Regions from separate parts of the Homo sapiens genome. Here region 2 is linked to region 1. Evidence: chromatin contacts called from ENCODE Hi-C or POLR2A ChIA-PET data. All regions are on one chromosome and are shown on one strand. Each heading gives the region's core, a stretch centred on a gene start or an enhancer-like site at or near the end of the contact. The rest is flanking DNA. Distances are from core to core; before and after follow the strand shown. Region 1 holds the start of TET3 (tet methylcytosine dioxygenase 3). Region 2 overlaps TET3 (tet methylcytosine dioxygenase 3).

What was found. Hi-C counts contacts between places; a loop is a spot of excess contacts on that map. ChIA-PET counts read pairs that join two places held with the same protein, here RNA polymerase II (POLR2A). Pooled maps may share reads with other maps.
Region 2: a map of naive thymus-derived CD4-positive, alpha-beta T cell shows a loop between it and region 1 (2.3-fold over the local background). The contact joins the enhancer-like site here to the promoter of TET3 in region 1. A Hi-C loop is called at or near these places in 3 of 168 maps with a recorded cell type or tissue (CD4-positive, alpha-beta T cell, PC-9 and naive thymus-derived CD4-positive, alpha-beta T cell) and 2 of 50 pooled maps. POLR2A ChIA-PET finds 5 or more read pairs at or near these places in 10 of 52 experiments (B cell, BJ, CD4-positive, alpha-beta T cell and 7 more).

Annotation. Positions count from the first base shown.
Region 1 is chr2:73,983,059-73,986,803 of GRCh38, reverse strand. TET3 (tet methylcytosine dioxygenase 3) reads right to left here and starts at 1,894. Exons shown (of 12, transcript NM_001287491.2): 1 at 1,647-1,894; 2 at 98-824. The coding sequence starts at 400. RefSeq lists enhancers at 472-701, 2,595-3,518 and silencers at 1,182-1,351, 1,775-1,973, 1,732-2,421.
Region 2 is chr2:74,051,849-74,055,416 of GRCh38, reverse strand. The region is part of intron 4 of TET3 (tet methylcytosine dioxygenase 3); the gene reads right to left. Among named protein-coding and RNA genes, the nearest start is that of TET3, 69 kb to the right of the region's middle. RefSeq lists enhancers at 2,712-3,211, 3,212-3,568. Within about 2 kb of position 1,901, at least 4 of the 41 ENCODE cell types and tissues checked have a DNase peak (open chromatin) inside an H3K27ac peak, as active enhancers do; they include B cell and CD4-positive, alpha-beta T cell, where a contact is called at or near this core.

The DNA of each region.
Region 1 (3,745 bases), core at 645-3,144:
GAATGGACTCAACTGGACGAGCCTTGCTTGAACAAGACCCCCGTGATCACCGTGCCCTCGAGGAAGGAACAGGGTAGCCCAGCAAGGGCCGGCTTACCTCCTTGAGAAGCCCTACTTTTTTCTTCAGCACCTCACATTTTCGCAGTTTGCAGATCTGGTGCGTGCGGCGGTTGGTACAGCTAGTGCAAGCGCCACAGTTTTCCAGCCGCCGGCAGGGCTCACAAGTACCACACCGTTTCCGTTTCTTTCGACCATCTCCACCCCCTCGGAGTTGGGACTCACTCCCAGCCATGGAGAGCCCAGACCCCGGGAAGCTCCCTACCATCACCTGGCGCTGAGGGAAGTCATAAAGGCCTGGCAGGTCCGGCTGGACGGCCAGGGGCACCTGAAACTGGCTCATGATGCTGCCAGAGGTGGGGTCATAGGTGCTGGGGCAGAACCACAGTCGTTTCCTGCCACCTCCAAAGGCCACCAACAGGTCCTTCTCGCCTAGAACAGTCAAGAGTCTACAAGGGTGAAGGCAAGTGGCTTCAGTCTCGTGGATGGATGCCTCTTCTCAACCCCTCTTCACCTCCTCTGCAGCAGTCTGATCGGACTCCGTAGGGGGCCACTCTCCCACCTGCTGGGGCCCAGGATCTGGGGGAGGACACCAGCAGCAGCCCTCAGAAAAGGGATCATCTTGGCCCGGTGGGTTCTTCACCCTCACCCACCCTGGACCCAGGCATGAGTTGAGCAGGTAGGGGTGTGGTGGGGGCAGAGCTGAGTGAGCAGTTTCTCCTGGTATTTTTCCTCCAGGGTCTGGACGCTGGAGAAGGCAGTGCTGCCTGAAAAAGACAGAAAGGGGAAGCGCATCACTCGGGGCTCAGGGACAACTTTCACGTGTCACTTCTTCCTGTTTCTGGGAAGAGAAAATGGGGGAAGAGATGGGGCTTGCTCAATTGAGGTCCTGCCCAGAACCTCAGGCAGGACGCACCCAGCACCCGCTCCCTGTCTGAGGGAGGCGGCCTCGGGCCTGAGGGCTGCTGGGGGCCCTGGATTCAAGGGGGTGATCAAGGTGAGATTTCTAAGAAAGTTGCCCTCTTCCCCACCCCCACGGGCTGGTGAGAGTTTCACCAAAATTCCCCCACACGCCCTGGCTGGAGGCCGCCGGGCCCTCCCTAGGGAGCTGAGCTTTCAAAATAAAGTTTGCTGAGAGCCTCGCTCGGCGGGACTGCCCCGGCGCCCCCGGCACGGAAGCCGCCTGGAGGTGGGGGCGCGCCCTGGGCAGCCCGCGCCCGCCGCGCCCGCCGCCGGAGCGCAGCCCGCCAGCCCGACTGGGGAGGGCGGCCCGCGCCGCCGAGGGGCGCGGGGAGGGGGGCGCGCTCGAGCCGCGGGCCGGGCCGCGCGCGCGCCGCCGCTCGGGCTCCTTTGTTCTGGGGCCTCCGCCACTCCGCTCCGGCGGCTTCGCAGCCCCCGCCCCCGCCCCGCCACCCCCGCCCGGCTCAGCCGCACAGCGCCCCGCAGCACCCCAGTCCGGCCCCCCGCACCGGAGGAGCGGCCCCCCGCCGGATCCGGGCCGTCCCCTCCCCCTCCCCCGGGCCGGGCCCCCCGCGCCTCCCGCCGCCCCTCCCCCACTCCGGAGCCGGAAAGGCACCGACTGCACCGACCTGCCCGCCGCCTCCGGGGCGGAGCGCACAAAGGGGCAAAGTTTCCCGGCCCGCGCCGCCGCCGCCACCACCGTCGCGGCCGCCGCCGCCGCCGCCTGGGGCTCCCGCCTCCCGGAGCGCCCGGCCCGACCGAGCTCAGCGCGCGGAGCCCCCCGCCCGGGCCGAGGAGGGGACGGCGCAGGAGGAAGGAAGAGGCAGCGGCGGCCGCGGCGGCAGCAGCAGCAGCAATGAAGGCGTCCGCGGGACTCCCCGCCCCCCGCGCACCGCGGCACGTGCTCGCCCGGGGACTCCCCCGCCCGGGAGGGCGCACACGTGCGGCCCCGCCGAGCCCCGCCGGCCCGGCCGGGCCCCGGGCCGGGCGAGAGGGGGGTGGTTCCCGCGGAGGGGAGGGGTCGGGTGGGCGGCCTGCGAGCGGCTTGGGGCAGGCTCCGGCCCGGCCGCCGCTTCTCTGCACCTGCAGTGGCTCCCACCCACGCGGTCGGCCCTCCCGGGAGGCGGCCGCCCCCTTCGGGTTGGCCACCCTCGCCCTCCGGCGGGGCTGCAGCCGGGGCCGGCGAGGCGGGGTGGGGCACGCGGACCTTCCAGCCTAGGCCCTCGGCCGAGCCTCGCTCGGTGTCCCCACTTCCTGCCACTCCCTGCGGGCCAGATCTGTCCGGGACAGCCCCGGCGCCCCCGGGAGGCCTGAGCGCCGGGCCCGACTGACCCCCCTGTCCCAGCTGCCGCTGGCTCATTCCGAGGCAGGACAATGGGGGACATCGCGCGTTTGCGTACCGAGTCAGCCTGGCCGGCAAGAAGGGGTTGCTCGGGGGCAGAGGCTAAGGGCACCCTCGCAGGGGTCACGGCCGAATGCCCTGTCCAGGTGGACCCCACGGCCCTGCCATCACCAGCCTCCCCCGCGCCGCGCTCGATTCTTTCGCGTCGAAAACAAAGACTAATCCGATACCCCCGCCCTGCCTCCCAGAGGAGGGGGAACGGGCGCGTCGCGGAGGGTAACTGAGGAGGACAGCGTTCAGGAGGGCCTCGGACAGCCTCGAGGGGGCCGTGGGGCGACTAAGCCCTAAAACCCGGCGCAGACACTTTGAAGAGTCACCCTGGGCTACGTTCCAGGCAGGGGGTAAGGGGCAGGGCTCAGGAATATTTCCAAGTTGCCAAACTGCCCGTTCTCTCTGCTGCTTTTTTCCCTCACCTGTTGTGCAGGCCAAGTTGAAATTCCAGGTTAGATTAATTCAGCCCCACCCATCTGGCCTGACTGCCAGGCTGGTGCCTGCAACTGCCTTCCACCTACCTCGGTTGCAGGGGAGCAGGGTGGGTCTCTGACATACACGCGCACACACACACTCGGGCGAGTCCTGGCAGAAACAGCCACAGGACGGACTGGCCTGACCAGTTTGGGCGGTGCTCACGGAGCCAGGTACCTGGCAGGCGTCGCCGCCCGGCTGCAGCTAACAGCTTAGCCAGAACTGGAAAAAGAGCATTCGGCCGGCTATTTAGAAAGAAAGAAAAAAAAGTAACTGATCTGAAGTAGCGCTGTCCAGAAAGCCCTAGGCGGTAAAGCAGCCCGGGTTCTATCTGGAACTTCCCTCTGATTTTGACAGCCTGCTCCAGGGTCCAGGTTGTCAGCGAGGGAGTGGGTGGGGGTGAACATGGCTGCAATATCCACTTCCTACCATGGCCTTTGGGAGGACTGAAGAGTTTCTGTTCAGGGTAGTAAGACTAGAACCGAGACGAAAAACCAAGAGAGTGCAATTTTCAAACAGGGGAACAGGTTGCAGACTCGTAATTGTTTTTAATGTAATATATTTTTAATAAGCAACTTTATTAATAAAAAATGTGTATAAAGAAGACGTGGAGACTACAGATACTAGAGGGGAAAAATCACCAAATTACAACCATATTTAACCATTTGCTATATTTCCTTGTAGCCTTTCCTATTTGTGGATTTACTCACACTGATTATACAATTTGCCATCCTCTTTTAACTTAACATTGTACCATAGGCATTTCCCTGTTTGGTATACAGTTTTCAGAAAGTGTGACAGTGAGGTGAAGAAGATGGCTCAGGAGCCAGAGAACTCTGGCTTCCAAACCTGAATCTGCCA
Region 2 (3,568 bases), core at 652-3,151, 69 kb before region 1:
GCCTGTGAAACCATGTACAGCATGCTGGGCCTTTATAATAATGGGCATATTCAAGACCATAAACATTAAAGGTAAGGAGATCATTCCTAAACCCATTTGACACCTTTGCAGAGTATAAATATGGAGGCAGAATAAGGCTGACCAGTTGACCAAAAAATATGAAGGGTACTTGCCATAGGCTTAGCACCAGTCTAGATGCTTTATAAATACAACACGCGGCCAGGCATGGTGGCTCACTCCTGTAATCCTAGCATTCTGGGAGGCCGAGGTGGGTGGATCGCTTGAGCCCAGGAGTTCAAGATCAGCCTGGGCAACATGGCAAGACCCCATCTCCTCTACAAAAAATTTAAAAAATTAGCCAGGCATAGTGGTGCATGCCTGTAGTCCTGGCTACTTGGGAGGCTGAGGCAGGACGATCGCTCAAGCCTAGGAGGTCAAGGCTGCAGTGAGCTGTGAGTCTGCCACTGCTATCCAGCCTGAGTGACACAGTGAGACCCCATCTCAAAAACAACAACAACAACAACAACAAAAAACATGCAGTCCTTGTGCTTAAGGAATCTGGGCTTTAACTGCAAAGACTGGTGCACATAGAACAAATAATGTAAGACAAGAAAGAATCCAGCATTAAATCCTAACCCTTCTTTTCTGATGCTGTTAGCCCTCCCGACCTTGAAACTATCCATTGGTTCTTTAACATACCCTCTCCTCAATTTCTTCCCACATCTTTTCCACACTTTCTTCAAAGCCTCCTGTTTGAGCTCCTCTCCCCTAAATGGTGGTAACTTCCATTCTGGGGCTTCTTTTTGATCTACACAGTCAGCCTGGTGAAAAGATCAGGACTGAACATTTTCAGTTACCATCAGTCTGCCAAAGAACTACCAGTTCACAGATCTGACCAGATGGACACTGCCAGGTCCCACAGACATTCAAAAGCCAGGTACCCAGACTTGCTGCCCTCCCAGTATTTCTAACCTTGGTGAAAGGCAGCACCATCAACCCAGTCGCCCAGCCTGAAACCTCAGGAGTCACCTGTGACCACTCCTCCTCCCTTACTCCTACATCCAACCAGTCACTGGAGCAGTTAATTCTTTTCTTATTCTTTCTCTTATCTGCCCCCTCCCCTCCTCCTTTCTACTCAAGGTCACTCTAGTTCAGAGGCCCATTATTTCTTGCCTGAACTACATCTGAGCCTACAAACTGGTTTCTCTGGCTTTGGTATCATCCCCTCTTCCCCTGAAACTCTCCTCTCCAGCCACTCCCAATCTTTCATCCTCCACACCCGTCACACCCGCATGACCTGTATTTCCCCATGTTCTCTCATCTTCCGCATCTTCATGTGTCTTTCCACATGTCTTTCATCTGCATAAACTTCAGGTCCCTTCTCCCTGTTCCTCTATTAAACTTCTATTTATCCTTTAAAACTCAGTAAGACATCCTCTCCTGCAGGAAGTTTTCTCTGATACCCTCCTACTCACCGTCAGATTCCCCATCCTTTATATGGTGTCCAAATAGTCATTGTTTCAAAAAAACATTTAAAAGATAGGAAGTTTCTCTTCATCTCAATGCAGTGGGGTGGGGGGTTTGTGTGATACATTCTCATAGAAATAAAAACTGTAGAAAACAGACTTTACACGACTGTAAACAAATAACTTTGTGTCCTCCATTCAGGACTATGTCCCATTTGAAATTCCCTGATGGACATGCCATCAGCCACATTCGCTGGACAATGCCACTCCCTCACCCAGACTTTCACCATGCTCCAGGCAAAGGAGATATTTTCCCTGTGGCTTCTTCAGGGAAGAACAATCAACTGATTAAAAATACAACATATTTCTATGAAGGCAACCACTAGCATCTACACCTCCTAACCTCTTGCTTTTGCTGTGGTTTAGTCTCTGCAGCTTCCTGTTGGCTGCTCCCCAGAGACATCAGGACAACGCTTACAAACTAACACAGATACCTTCCTCATCTCTAAGATGGTGACTAGATGAGCACAAAGGATGCTTTTCCCACTAAAAAGTCATTTGCATTCATTCTCCGTCCTAAACTGGCTCCTCTTGGGAATTTCCCTGTTACTGAAAATAGACAAAATACACAAAGGCGAAGGGAACAACAGTCTCTATAGCTCCTTGTCCTGTTTCTGACAATGGTGTTATAGGATGGTTGGGGGGGGACTCTCCAATGAGTATTTTTAAATATCCACATCCACAAGTCACTTGCAATAATTCAACATAGAAATTCAACTTGTGATAAATATTCTCAAAGCTGCAAACATCATATTATCTTTTAGAGAATGGCATTTCCTTTCATAGCTTATAAGTTTACTTCTTTGAAGCTTTAAGGGGTGCCTTTAATTCTAGAACTTCAAGATTCAGATAAAAAAATCCATATGAGTCCCATTCAGACCTTCAGAAACCCATCATTTTTACATAAAGGGGTTGGGGACTTTGGTTACATGGTGATGCTCATATTGGCTAAATTGCTTATTTGGCAAAATTACCAAATAACTTGAATAATAGAGGGTTTTTTTGTTTTGTTTTGTTTTTTGAGACAGAGTCTTGCTCTTTCGCCCAGGCTGGAGTGCAGTGGCGTGATCTCAGCTCACTGCAACCTCGGCCTCCCAGGTTCAAGTGATTCTTCTGCTTCAGCCTCCAGAGTAACTGGAATTACAGGCACCCGCCACCATGCCCAGCTAATTTTTGTATTTTTAGTAGAGATAGGGTTTCACCATACTGGCCAGGGTGGTCTCGAATTCCTGACCTCATGATCTGCCCGCCTCTGCCTCCCAAAGTGCTGGGATTACAGGCATGAGCCACAGCGCCCGGGCCCCTCCCCCACCATTTTTTTTTTTTTTTTTTTTGGCTATAGGAACTTGTATGCTTTTATAAAGTTGTTCCCATATTCTGTTATCAGCTCTTAGATGGCTTCATGGAGTCTCCATATTTCACCCCCACTTCTATGGAAAATTCTTCCTTATATTAACCTATAACTCTCTACCTACCACTGGTGAGGGGATGAATTTCTGGAGTATGGGATTTTCCCATTGTCATCCCAGAGTGAGCACCTTGATTTCTAAGCCTTGTTCTGAGCCTGAATTCACAAAGACAAATTCTACCATACCAACTGAAGAAGCACCTGTTCAGGCGTGGTGGCTTATACCTGTAATCCTAGCACTTTGGGAGGCTGAGGCAGGTGGACTGCCTGAGCTCAGGAGTTTGAGACCAGCCTGGGCAACACGGTGAAACCCCGTCTCTACTAAAATACAAGAAGTTAGCCAGGCATGGTGGTGGGTGCCTGTAATCCCAGCTACTCGGGAGGTCGAGGCATGAGAACTGCTTGAACCCAGGAGGCAGAGGTTGCAGTGAGCCAAGATCACGCCACTGCACTCCAGCATGGGCAACAGAGCGAGAAGCATGTGGCCAGACAATTCTGGAAAACAGAATGGGTTTTCCTAACATGAACCTCAGGCCCTCCAGAAGCTGTTTCAGAGCAAATCTCTTCGTTGGTTCTCTTCATTCTACTACCATTGTTTTAGTGAGGACTTGTTTCCCAACTGACCAATTTCAAT